2 separate regions of the Homo sapiens genome follow, and region 1 is linked to region 2. A link is a loop called in an ENCODE intact Hi-C map of the cell type or tissue named here. Cell type or tissue: prostate gland. All regions are shown on one strand. Links, peaks and the distances in the headings refer to the core of each region. The heading gives the core; the rest is flanking DNA.

What was found. Peaks named below come from ENCODE experiments on the same cell type or tissue, not always from the same donor. Only the 100,000 strongest peaks of a DNase experiment are listed, where the experiment ranks them.
Region 1: a loop joins it to region 2, with 2.2 times the contacts of the local background. A loop is called at or near these places in 8 of 110 quality-filtered maps.

Annotation. Positions count from the first base shown.
Region 1 is chr6:52,010,806-52,016,190 of GRCh38, reverse strand. The region is part of intron 34 of PKHD1 (PKHD1 ciliary IPT domain containing fibrocystin/polyductin); the gene reads left to right. Among named protein-coding and RNA genes, the nearest start is that of PKHD1, 74 kb to the left of the region's middle. In prostate gland, for the core only: no CTCF peak of the experiment used is centred there; a DNase peak (open chromatin) is centred at 2,970; H3K27ac peaks cover 3,506 bases.
Region 2 is chr6:51,957,752-51,963,136 of GRCh38, reverse strand. It overlaps PKHD1 (PKHD1 ciliary IPT domain containing fibrocystin/polyductin), which reads left to right. Exons shown (of 67, transcript NM_138694.4): 36 at 3,111-3,267. Among named protein-coding and RNA genes, the nearest start is that of PKHD1, 130 kb to the left of the region's middle. In prostate gland, for the core only: a CTCF peak has its summit at 3,185 (motif pointing right); DNase peaks (open chromatin) are centred at 2,496 and 3,186.

The DNA.
Region 1 (5,385 bases), core at 322-5,321, 53 kb before region 2:
CTCCTTGGCTGGTTGCTTTCTAAAAGGGCAAGAAGAACTCTGTTTAGCTCACACAGGAAATGGAGTGCTGGGTATTGTACTCAGGTGAGACTGGATTTCAGAACTTACTGATGCTGGACACCAGGAAGTACATGTCAGTAGGTCCTGGCTCCATTGAATTCAGGGACTTCATCTGAATCCCCAAAACTCTTCTTTGGGGTTCTTCCATGCTCTTCCTCTTCATTGTATGGGATGGCTGAAGCAACTGAGCCTCAGAACGCATTGACAGTATAGCTTTACCTATGAATATCATTTCAATAGTGCTGCTCAATGTTCTGGCTATTGCAGTAGGCAAAAGTGGGTATGTTTTCTTTTTTCTTTTTTTTTTGAGACTGAGTCTTGCTCTGTTGCCCAGGCTGGAGTGCAGTGGCAAGATCTCGGTTCACTGCAAGCTCTGCCTCCCGGGTTCAAGCCATTCTCCTGCCTCAGCTTCCTGAGTAGCTGGGACTACAGGTGCTCACCACCACGCCCGGCTAATTTTTTGTATTTTTAGTAGAGATGGGGTTTCACTGTGTTAGCCAGGATGGTCTCGATCTCCTGACCTCATGATCTGCCCACCTCAGCCTCCCAAAGTGCTGGGATTACAGGCGTGAGCCACTGCACTCGGCCAAAAGTGGGTATGTTTTCTTGAGTAAGAATTATAATAAGTGCCCTATGATTTAAACAAACAAAGTTTAATGGGGATGAGAGTGGGGGAAACTGGCAGCGGTCTTTTTGCCAGTGGGAAGGTAAGGTAATGCAATCGTCAGAGGACAATTTGCCGATTCACGAATAACCTTAAATTCTTTATACTCTGTGACCCAGCAATTTCTCTTTTAGGATTTTAAGAAAGTAGATAGAAATGTGTAATATTTATAACAATCATGTTCTTTGAAGTTTCAGGTATCAAAAAAAATTTGCAATGAAACAAGTTTTAGTAATAAAGAATGTATCCAAATGATATGATACTAAGTCACCTTTAAAAATTAGGATGTAGAATATTTAACCAGACAGGGAAATATTTATAATATATTGAGAAGTGAAAATCACAGGTCTCAAAAGAGTATATCAATTTGATCCTACTGTTGTATATAGTGTATATGTTTGTACACACATAGGTTACTAGAGAAAAGGCTGGAAAGATGTATCCAAGAATGTTGATGGTGCCTATCTCTAGGTGGTTGGAGTACTGACCATATTTATTTTCTTCATTGAGTTTTTATGTGTTTTTCCAGGGAACACAATGCTGTATCTCCCTGCCATCCACAACATCTATGGGGTTTGATGTCATTTGGCAAAGGGAGAAGTGCATCTGTGGCAAAAATTATACCCTGTCTATTCGTCCGTCCATCCATCCATCCATCCATCCATCCATCCATCCATGATCCATCCATCTATCCAGTATATTCATCCATCCATCCATCCATCCATCCATCCATCCATCCATCCATCCATCCATCCATCCATCCATCTATCCAGTATATTCATCCATCCATCCATCTATCCATCCATCCATCAATCCATTCATCCATCCATGATCCATCCATTTATCCAGTGTATTCATCCATCCATCCACCCATCCATTCATCCATCCATCCATGATCCATCTGTTTATCCAGTATATTCATCCATCCATCCATCTCTCCATCCATCCATCCATCCATCCATCCATGATCCATCCATCTATCCAGTATTGATCACATCCCTACTCTGTTCTAGGTGTTGTGACAGGTACTGGTGGCTCATTCGTGGATGTCATGAAAGTCCCTGCCCCTTAAGGGTAGAGAAGAAAGTCAGATAATAAACAGGATGATCACGTGTTGTGATAAGTGCTATAAAGTGATAGAAAAATAAAGGGGGGCTACTTTAGAGAGTGTACTCAGAGGAGGCTTCTCTGAAGAAGTCTTTTATGTTACGAAGAGAAGCAGGTGTCTTTATGGAGGGTGAGGCAGTGGCAGCAGCAAATGCAAAAGAACTGTCGAGTTTTATGACTGTTCAGAGGCTAGGAGGGTGGGAGTAGACTGAGAAGGAGGAAAAGTGGCCCCAGATGAGCTCGGAGAGATATGTAAGGCATTGAAGGCCAAAGTAAAGAGTTTGGATTCTCTTCTAAGTGAAGATTAAGTAATTTCCCAAAGTCACACAGTCAAGCCATGGCAGTGTTGAGACTGGAACTCAAGGCTTCTGATGCAGTGTGCTTAGTGCAATGCTGTGCTGGCAGCTTCAGTGTGAGAGCCCTGGCTGAGCTTTGTGGGTTCAGTGAGGTTTCAGAGCCACAGGAAGCAACTTCAGGGGAAGTGAGGGAGAGAAAATGCCTGCAAATTGTTTTCCCTACCTATCCTAAGGAGCACAGCCAAGGTTACTTGCTTACTTTAGGATCTAATCAGATCAACTAAAGAACAATAGTTTGGGAGTCAGGAGTCTTAGATACTAGAACAATCTTTGCCACCATTTTTACCCAATATTTTAAACCATATCCCCCAAAGTAAATATGTGTGTGTGTGTGCAGTGTGTATGCATGTATATCTGTATCTGTATCTGTACATATATTGATCTCTCTGTCTATATATGCTTATGTTGCATATATATATGCTTATATTTATATTTAAATATGGCCAACTGTGCTTCTTAATTCATAGGATTATTGTGGAAGAAACCATGGAAGAGTAGCTAGCTATTTAGAAGCTTTGAAATTTTGTAAATGTTAACCTATTTTGGATATCCTGGTGTCTCAGCTAATTTTGGTGATGGCTTTTTAATGAAAAACATTTCTAGCAAGGTAGTTACAAATATGGAAAAAAGTGTGAGCTGAAGCTGGTAAACAAAAAGTCCAAGCTAACAGAAAGGGGTTTAATTCTCTTCAGAGCAAGAATAACATGCTTAGTGAAAACAGTGTGTTCCTAACAGGCAAACAGAGGGTAGAGTGACTCAGCCCATTTTACTTGTACCTCTGCCAGCGAAGAGTCAGGAAAGGGCATAAGAAGGTTTATGAGGCAAGTGGAAGCCCAAGGCCAAGAAAGGATGTAGAAGGAAGTTGGTCACTACTTTCCTTGAGTTCAAGTCTGTAGTCTCAGATCATTCATAAACTGGGTACAAAAAACTCACTCTTATGATTGAGGACCTATTGCTGGCAATGAACCATGAGAAGGGGTCACATAACAGAGGTGATGGGCAGATATTCTATGAACCTAAAAAAAAGAGGAGGAATTCTGGAAATTTAGACAACTAAGCTTGGTGTTATCCCTGACAAAATTCTAGAATGAACTATTCATCAGATAGTTTGTGAGCCTTCAGAAATGAAAGTAGCCATCTGGAAACCGATTTACGAAGAATGTGATGGTGTGGGAAACCAACTTCATTTCCTTTCTGATAGGTTTATAAGTGACTTATGATATAAACATAGCGGGAGACCTTCACAAACTATTCCAACCACTTCTCCACCCCCAGTAACAAAAAAAGGTTCTAGGTGCAAAGCCCAAAGTGGCCTGATGCAAGCCTCAAGTTGCTCTGAAGTGAGGTGTTTTAAAAGTCTGCGTGAATTTTGCATTTGATTCCATCACATTTCTGTATTGATCTAAATATTACATTGCATTTTAATTTAAAAGTTAAATTACTTTGCTTTTCCTTTCTGAATCTTGGAATACGACTGATGCTCCAGGAGCAAAGGATGGATTTATCCTGTGACTTTGTCTGCCCTGTGGACGAAGGATCAGCGAATGGATTTACAGCTAGATAGCAGGCTACAGATTCAAAACAAATTTGAGCAACAGGTCTAAACCAGTGAGAGATATGTAACAATAATAAATGTAAATTTCCACATTTACATTTTTAACAATAATGCTACTAAAACTACTACCTCCAACAGCTATAACGCGAGCTGCCTTTATTGGATTCGTATTGTGTGCCAGGTTCCATGCTAATCTATTTATATGCTTCATTTTGCTCAGTTTCTTCAACACCTCCACAAAATAGGTACTTGATTATTGGCAACTCCATTTTATAAATGTGGAAACCAAAGCTTAGTGAAGTAATGTCTTCAATGTCATGTAGATGGTAACCATCTGCCCCGGGATTCAGATCCAGCTGATCTGCTTCTGAGCCTAAGCTTTACATGCCAGTGCTCCTCAGAAAATCATTTGAACAAACACACCATGGTGAAATCCTCAGAAAGCTGCAGCTCTGAGACTTTGAATTGACCACTATCTAAGTATAAGCACGGTGGCCTTCAAAATGAACACAGTATCAGGTACCGTGAGAAGGAGGCTCAGATAAAGGCAGACCGGAGTCCCAGTGGTCAGCCCAAACAATCTGCGTTCAGATATGGGTGGCATGATGTTAACATATTGACAGTCTACATTATTAGGTCTAAAGGACTGTGGGTTTGGAAGTCATGTCTTAGGTAGATACAGAGTGGAGAATATTTTAGCATGAAGAAGCGAAGATTAAGTGGTGAGATGTACTAGTTATCCTGCTCATTATTTCTAGAAAATTGTGGAAGAAAACATTTTGACATTGATTTGAAAAAAGATGGTAGGGTTTGACATGGTGTACAGTTTCTCAAGTGGTGACCTTTTTGCCCTTCTCTCCACCCTTCCTGGTCTTCCCATGGGATCTGCCATCTTCCTGGCTGATGTTCAATCAGCATTTCAAAACTTGAGAGCACTGCTCTGGGAAACAGGACCATCTGGTTTTGACCTCGGAGCTACCGTAGTTCTGTGTTTGACTTTCTGAGAATCTCTTGATCTCTTTGGGTTACACTTTTTACACCTCTTCCTAATTTATAGGCTGAAATGAGATCATACATGTGAAATTGTTGACAAATATGAAACATCATGCATTATTATTACTGATAATTTTTGAGTTAGTTGCAAAAATGCCTACAGCCAGGATGATTCTTGAATAAATATCACACCTGTTGAGGATGACACCCTTCACTATCCATGTCCTCACCTCTAGATGGCATATTTTTAGACTTTCTGTAATGCTACACTGCTGTTTTTTATTTTAAATCCAGTCTGGCTTCTCCCCTTAAAGCAAGAGGACTTTTAAAGCGAGTGGCTGGTAGTATAACTGGCACATATATTGAATCTCCTTAGTCTGGGCTGTTAAGTAAGTTTAATTAATTTACTAAGTTAATGTTCCACTGCTAGCAACAGAGCCTCATTGCCATCAGCTGGGAAGGGGGAATTGCAAGCCTAAATGAGCTCATTTTTTCACAGTTGGAATTAGGGACCAGTTAGCCAGTTGTGTGGGTTTTCCAATTTCTCCATCTGCCCTAGGGGGATTCAGGCAATTACTCCCCCAACACTAAGTATGAGTAAGAGCAGGAAGAGGGAAGGGGAAAAGAAAAAAAATAAAAACAAAAACTCT
Region 2 (5,385 bases), core at 155-5,154:
TATAGCATTTTTAAGGTCTTAGCACCTGTATCTTCACCTATTGCATTAGGAAGAGATGTGTGTGTGTTTGTGTGTGATATCTGTAAAAGCATGTATGGCACCAGCAGGTATAAGATTCATTTAATAAATTATTCAAAAACATTTATTGAGCAACTACTATGTGCTAGACATCTTTTAGGGAGGTGGGAATATAGCAATGACCCAAACCAAGTCTCTGCTTCATTTGAGTAAGCTTAGTAAGTGATAACCAAATATGCAAGGAATTGTATTATTTAATACTAGAATGAGGCATTATTAGGGGAGAAGGAATGAAGGAATGATTGGGGGTGCTTTTTAAAAATAATAATACAGGTAAGGAGGTGATACCTGAGCAGAGGCATGAATTAAGTAAGGGAGTGAGCCATGCAGATCTTTTGGGAAAGAGCATCCCGGGAGAGGCCATGGTAAGGGAAAAACTTCAGATGGGAGCTTCCTTTTTGTGACTCCAGTTTGCCTCCATCACTATGAACTTTGACACATCATTTAAACACTTTGAGCCTTTGCTTTCTCCACTGGAAAGTAGAGATAACAGTATTTGACCTTTCCACCTACTGGGTTGGGACCAAGTATAGCAATCTTTGAAGGCTGACAGGCTAGGCCAAGAGGTTATAGCACATGGAAGGCAGCAAATGGCATAAGCAAGTGCTTCAGAGCAAGAAAGTCTCTAAAGCTTATTGAGAGCTAGATAACAGATATCTGTGCTAATCATAAAAATTTAAAAATGTTCTCAAATTAATTAATGGATAACACCATGAAATAGTCTACCTTTGACCCACTTAAATATCTAACTAATGTCTAGTTGTTCCCGATCATTTTACTGTGTGTGTAATGAGCCCTGGTTTTCTTCATAGTTCTGTGGCTGGGTTATGGATCTGACCACCAGGTTAATGTCTCAGAAAGCGTTATGCTGCTGAAGTCTTCATATTTCTTACAGTTCATCAACACATCATTCTTCCTAGCTTGCTAGTCTTTGGGCGATCCTGGCCAAAGACCCTAAGCTTTGGATGTTGGTTTGGAGAAAACATCTTGGTTCCTTTTAAAGATATATCTCCTTCTCCTCCAGCCCTTGCTCTGAATTGATCCTTAAATTTTGATGCAGAAGTGTCATCTGAGAGGATCATTAAAATTGTAGGTCTCTGGGTCCCAATTCTTGAGCTTTTGATTTCACAGGTATATGATGACACTAGAGAAATCTACATTTTATTAAGCTCTAAGGAACACTGCCTAAAATAGCATCTGTAAAATTATGGGATAGGATTTTGCTAGAGTCCTTTCCATCTCTGGGCTTCTGGAAATCCAAGAGTTTTCAAATGTCCTTTTATCATGGACTCGCAGCTGACACTACAGATAACCTGGTTCACCCTGTTCTGCAGTTTACTTTACCATCTCTGTTTTTCCCACCTTCTTTCATTCCAGTTTCCTTTGATTTGCCTCCCTTTCCTCTTTCTGTATTCTACAGGAGTAAATTAAAGGGTTATAAGAATGTATAATATATATAGCCTTATAAGAAGTACTGTTTATTATTTTACCAACCTAAAGCTAGTCCTATAGTGAAATCATCTAGAGTTAAAATTCTCTCCTACTTTTGTAGCCTACAGATACTGCAGTTCACAACGATGCTCCTGGATCACCTATTCTTTTTTCTGTGATACTGGAACTGGTTATCACTATGCCTTATTTCCTTCCATCTCTTAAATTGTGATGAGTCATAGACTTTTACTTCTTTGCAGATGTAGAAAACGAATAAATTGCAAAGCCTTCTCAGTGATTGTGTTGGGTCTGCAACTTAGCACTGTTGACCTTGGGGTTTGTATCTTTTTCTGGAAAACGTAACGGCTCTTCTGGCAACACAATTTTCCATTTTCTATCTCAGAAATACTATAGAGCACTATTCTCTGTGTAGGTGTAGTTGTCGGTATTACAAACATGCCTTCCCTTCTAATGATCTTCTCCCATCTGCCTCTAACACATCATGAGAGGACCTTCTAGGTGGTTTATTTTTATAGGAACTTGGGCTTCACATTTGTTGGAATCTGAATGGGAAGAAGACTGGAGAGAGTGGCTTATACATGTCATATCTATTACCTTGAAGGAATCACCTTCTCTATTGTGATTTTATTATGTTTATCGTAATTATACTTCTACAACTTCACAAGGCATTTAGACATGTTACCAGCCTCTTGCATGAGCTCAATATTGCTTTCTGTGATTTTTATGTCCCTGTTTTAAAAAACGTATGACATCAGAGTGACCACAAATTAACAGGAAAGCCAAAAGTTCTGAGAGAGGGACTGAAGGCTGGGGTGGAGAGGGAGTGCTTCCTTTTCTGGCTTCTTCTGTCAGTACAGCTCCCTACCCCTCACTCAAATGTTCCAGACTATTTACTTGTCATCTGAAGTCAGTCGGCATTCTGCCTATGCCTGCATGGGCTTTGTTCAGCCCTGATGCACCAGGCACAGGGGGAAAGGCAACAATAATATCAAAAAAGGCCGAGTGGGAGGATAGATCTGAGCACTTAGGAAGAGGAATGTTCCTATAAAACAGGGACTCTTGGCAGTAGAGCCAGTGAAAAATGATACCAATTACATAAAGCAAAATGCCACCCATCAAGCAGAACATTTTAATTCTCCCTATTCCAGGCTATTTATGACTTTTTGTCCAAGATTCAATACATATCTGTAAAAATAAATGGAATCAAACTCATCTGTTAGGTAGAATGGGGCCTGTGCTAGAGGGGAAAAAAAAGGCAAGAAAACATTACCAGCATGTTATTGGAGAATTCCAGGGGCTGGGCACAGAAGAACTTCAAATATAATTTTGCCTCTCATGTTTTTTCCTGTTTAGGTTAGTTGTATGAAAAAGAGAGAGGTAACCAATTTTATGGAGACATTTAAAATATTTAAATTAATTTTACTTTCTTTGAGAAGTTTCTATTTTGATTCAATACTTATACTATCCCGCCCAAAAACAATGAATGAACCAACAAACCAACAAACCAGCGAACCAACCAACGAAGCAACAGACCAGCCAACCAACCAACCAACCCACCAACCCAGCTCTCTGTTTTCCAGGGCAACTTTTCTTTACAGTTCTGCCGGAGATGGTCCAGGACTCACAGCTGGTTTCCTGAAAGGCTGCCACAAGATGGCGACAACGTCACAGTGGAGAATGGCCAATTGCTTCTGCTGGACACTAACACAAGCATCCTCAACTTACTGCACATTAAAGGTGTGTGAAGTTTGTAGGTTGGTAATATTATTCTATATGATTATATCACTTGTAGGGGGGATGGAGGAGGGAAACTTTCTGGATAAGTTCCAGAACTTAGTTGACAATTTATCCTCAGACCAAACTGAAATTTTACTATGTAAAGGAAGAAGTGGTCAGAGGGTTCAAAGTGAAAGGCCTTTCTTTGGACTCATTATAAGCACAGAGCTTGATTAGTTTAATTTTTCAAAAACAAGAAGGTTAACAGTGTTCTCAAAGAATATGCTTCTTTATTCAAGCACTTTTTAGTCATGCTTATCCAGGACAGCCCCCACAATATAGCAAAATGCCCTGAAATTGGTTAACGTTGCTGCCTTTGAAATACCCTGCCAAGAAAGCCATGTCTTCCTGCTTTTACCCTGTTGTGGTTTTGACTTCTTGGTCCCATGGAAAGTCATATAAATAGGCTTTCTTATTGCAAAACCGGCTATATAGCTCTAGGGTTTATGAAGTTGGAAGAGGCTGAGATTTCGAATTTCAACCCTACTACCACATCTTCAAATGGCTAAGTCAGTTATTTCACCTCTTTGTGCATTTCTTTCCTTATCTGCTAAATGAGAATAAAAATCATGGCCTACTTTAGTGGCTGGAAATAAGGAATAGTTATCAAAATGCCTCTGTTCATTGGCAAATGAAAATTACATGGGAGATATGATTAGTTATGGATCTCTATGAAACTCTGCACTAAAACACTGTTCTTTACTATAAATATATTTAACACACAAACATTCATCCTTATTAAGATAAGAATATAGCTACATGAGGGGAAAAATAAAATATTTTAAAGAGGATAAACTAATGGAATTTTAATACCTGTCTCTTTTAGACCGAATCAGGATTTAGGCATTTTGTCATTCTCTATTCTGGAAGCTGTTTTTTTTCTCTTCTATAGCAAGGAGAAGTTTTCAGTCAAATCAGTTAATTAGTGCCCTTTAGGGGATAAAATGGTCTGTCAGCTTGGGCTCTTGCCCTGTCTTTGTGTGTGTGTGTTTGTGTGTGTGTGTGTGTGTGTGTGTAGCTAGTGGCTATGGGAATGCCACTATAGACAGTCATCAACTACCTAAGGACCAGCAATGACAAAGGAAAATTACAGACCTAAAGCCTCATTTCAGAGAAAAGATACTCTTGGCAGGCCTTTAACCAGGGCTTTCTCCATATGAATCAAATTCTGCAGGAGTATGGGCTCCCCTTCAGGCATTCAAAGGTCTTGGCCTTATATTGCTACTACCATTTGGGAGAAGTTTCCCAGCTGAAAGTCTTGGATTACTAAATCTCTGGATGTACTGTTACTTCCAGGTAAATCATGAATAGTGTTGACAGCACCAGAGGCTGAAAACAGAGAAGAGGCATCAGAAGGAGAGAAAAGTGTAGGAGAAAGGCAGGATAAGTATAACATTCATTTGACTTCTCACTCTTAAGGATTTAAATATCTGAGCAATCCCAATACTTGCCCCAACCTCCAATAGTGGTTTTTCTTAGCATTTCTGGTTTAGGTAATATTTCACTCTCATATTATTTAGATAAGTGAGTTAGGTTTGGAAAGGCAAACCCTCATCCTGTGGAGAGGGAGAGTAAGTCATCTGAAGGGTCTCTTCTTTCTCTTGGGGAGGAGGAGTAGGTAGGATGTAAGGCTAAGTAGTAGATTCCAGTTTCTGCACGAATAAGATACAGGAGTTGTTGGCAAAAGACAGAGCTACCTAGAGTGAAACGCTGAGGTTTTTATCATAGAGATATAGGTCATAACTTCTAGAAAGAATGAGAACAGGGCAAGGACACAGATCAAATTTTGTTCAACAGATAATTTGTGAATGCTTATTGAGTGGCCTAGGATTCCTGTGTGAAATACAAGAAAAAATGAAGAATAATACTGGCAGTAACATGTAATATTACCAAAGAAAAATAATTAGAAAGTAAATGTAAAAGACTAAAACTTCTGGTTCTAAAATAAGTGATGCTGGCAGTGAGGCCGAATGTATACTGGGGTAATCTTGGTGTCAGTTGTGTAAGATTAGAGTTGGAGAGCGGAGAGGAGGTGAAGGGCAGATCATTTGTGTCTGAGACATATTGCGATCACATAGA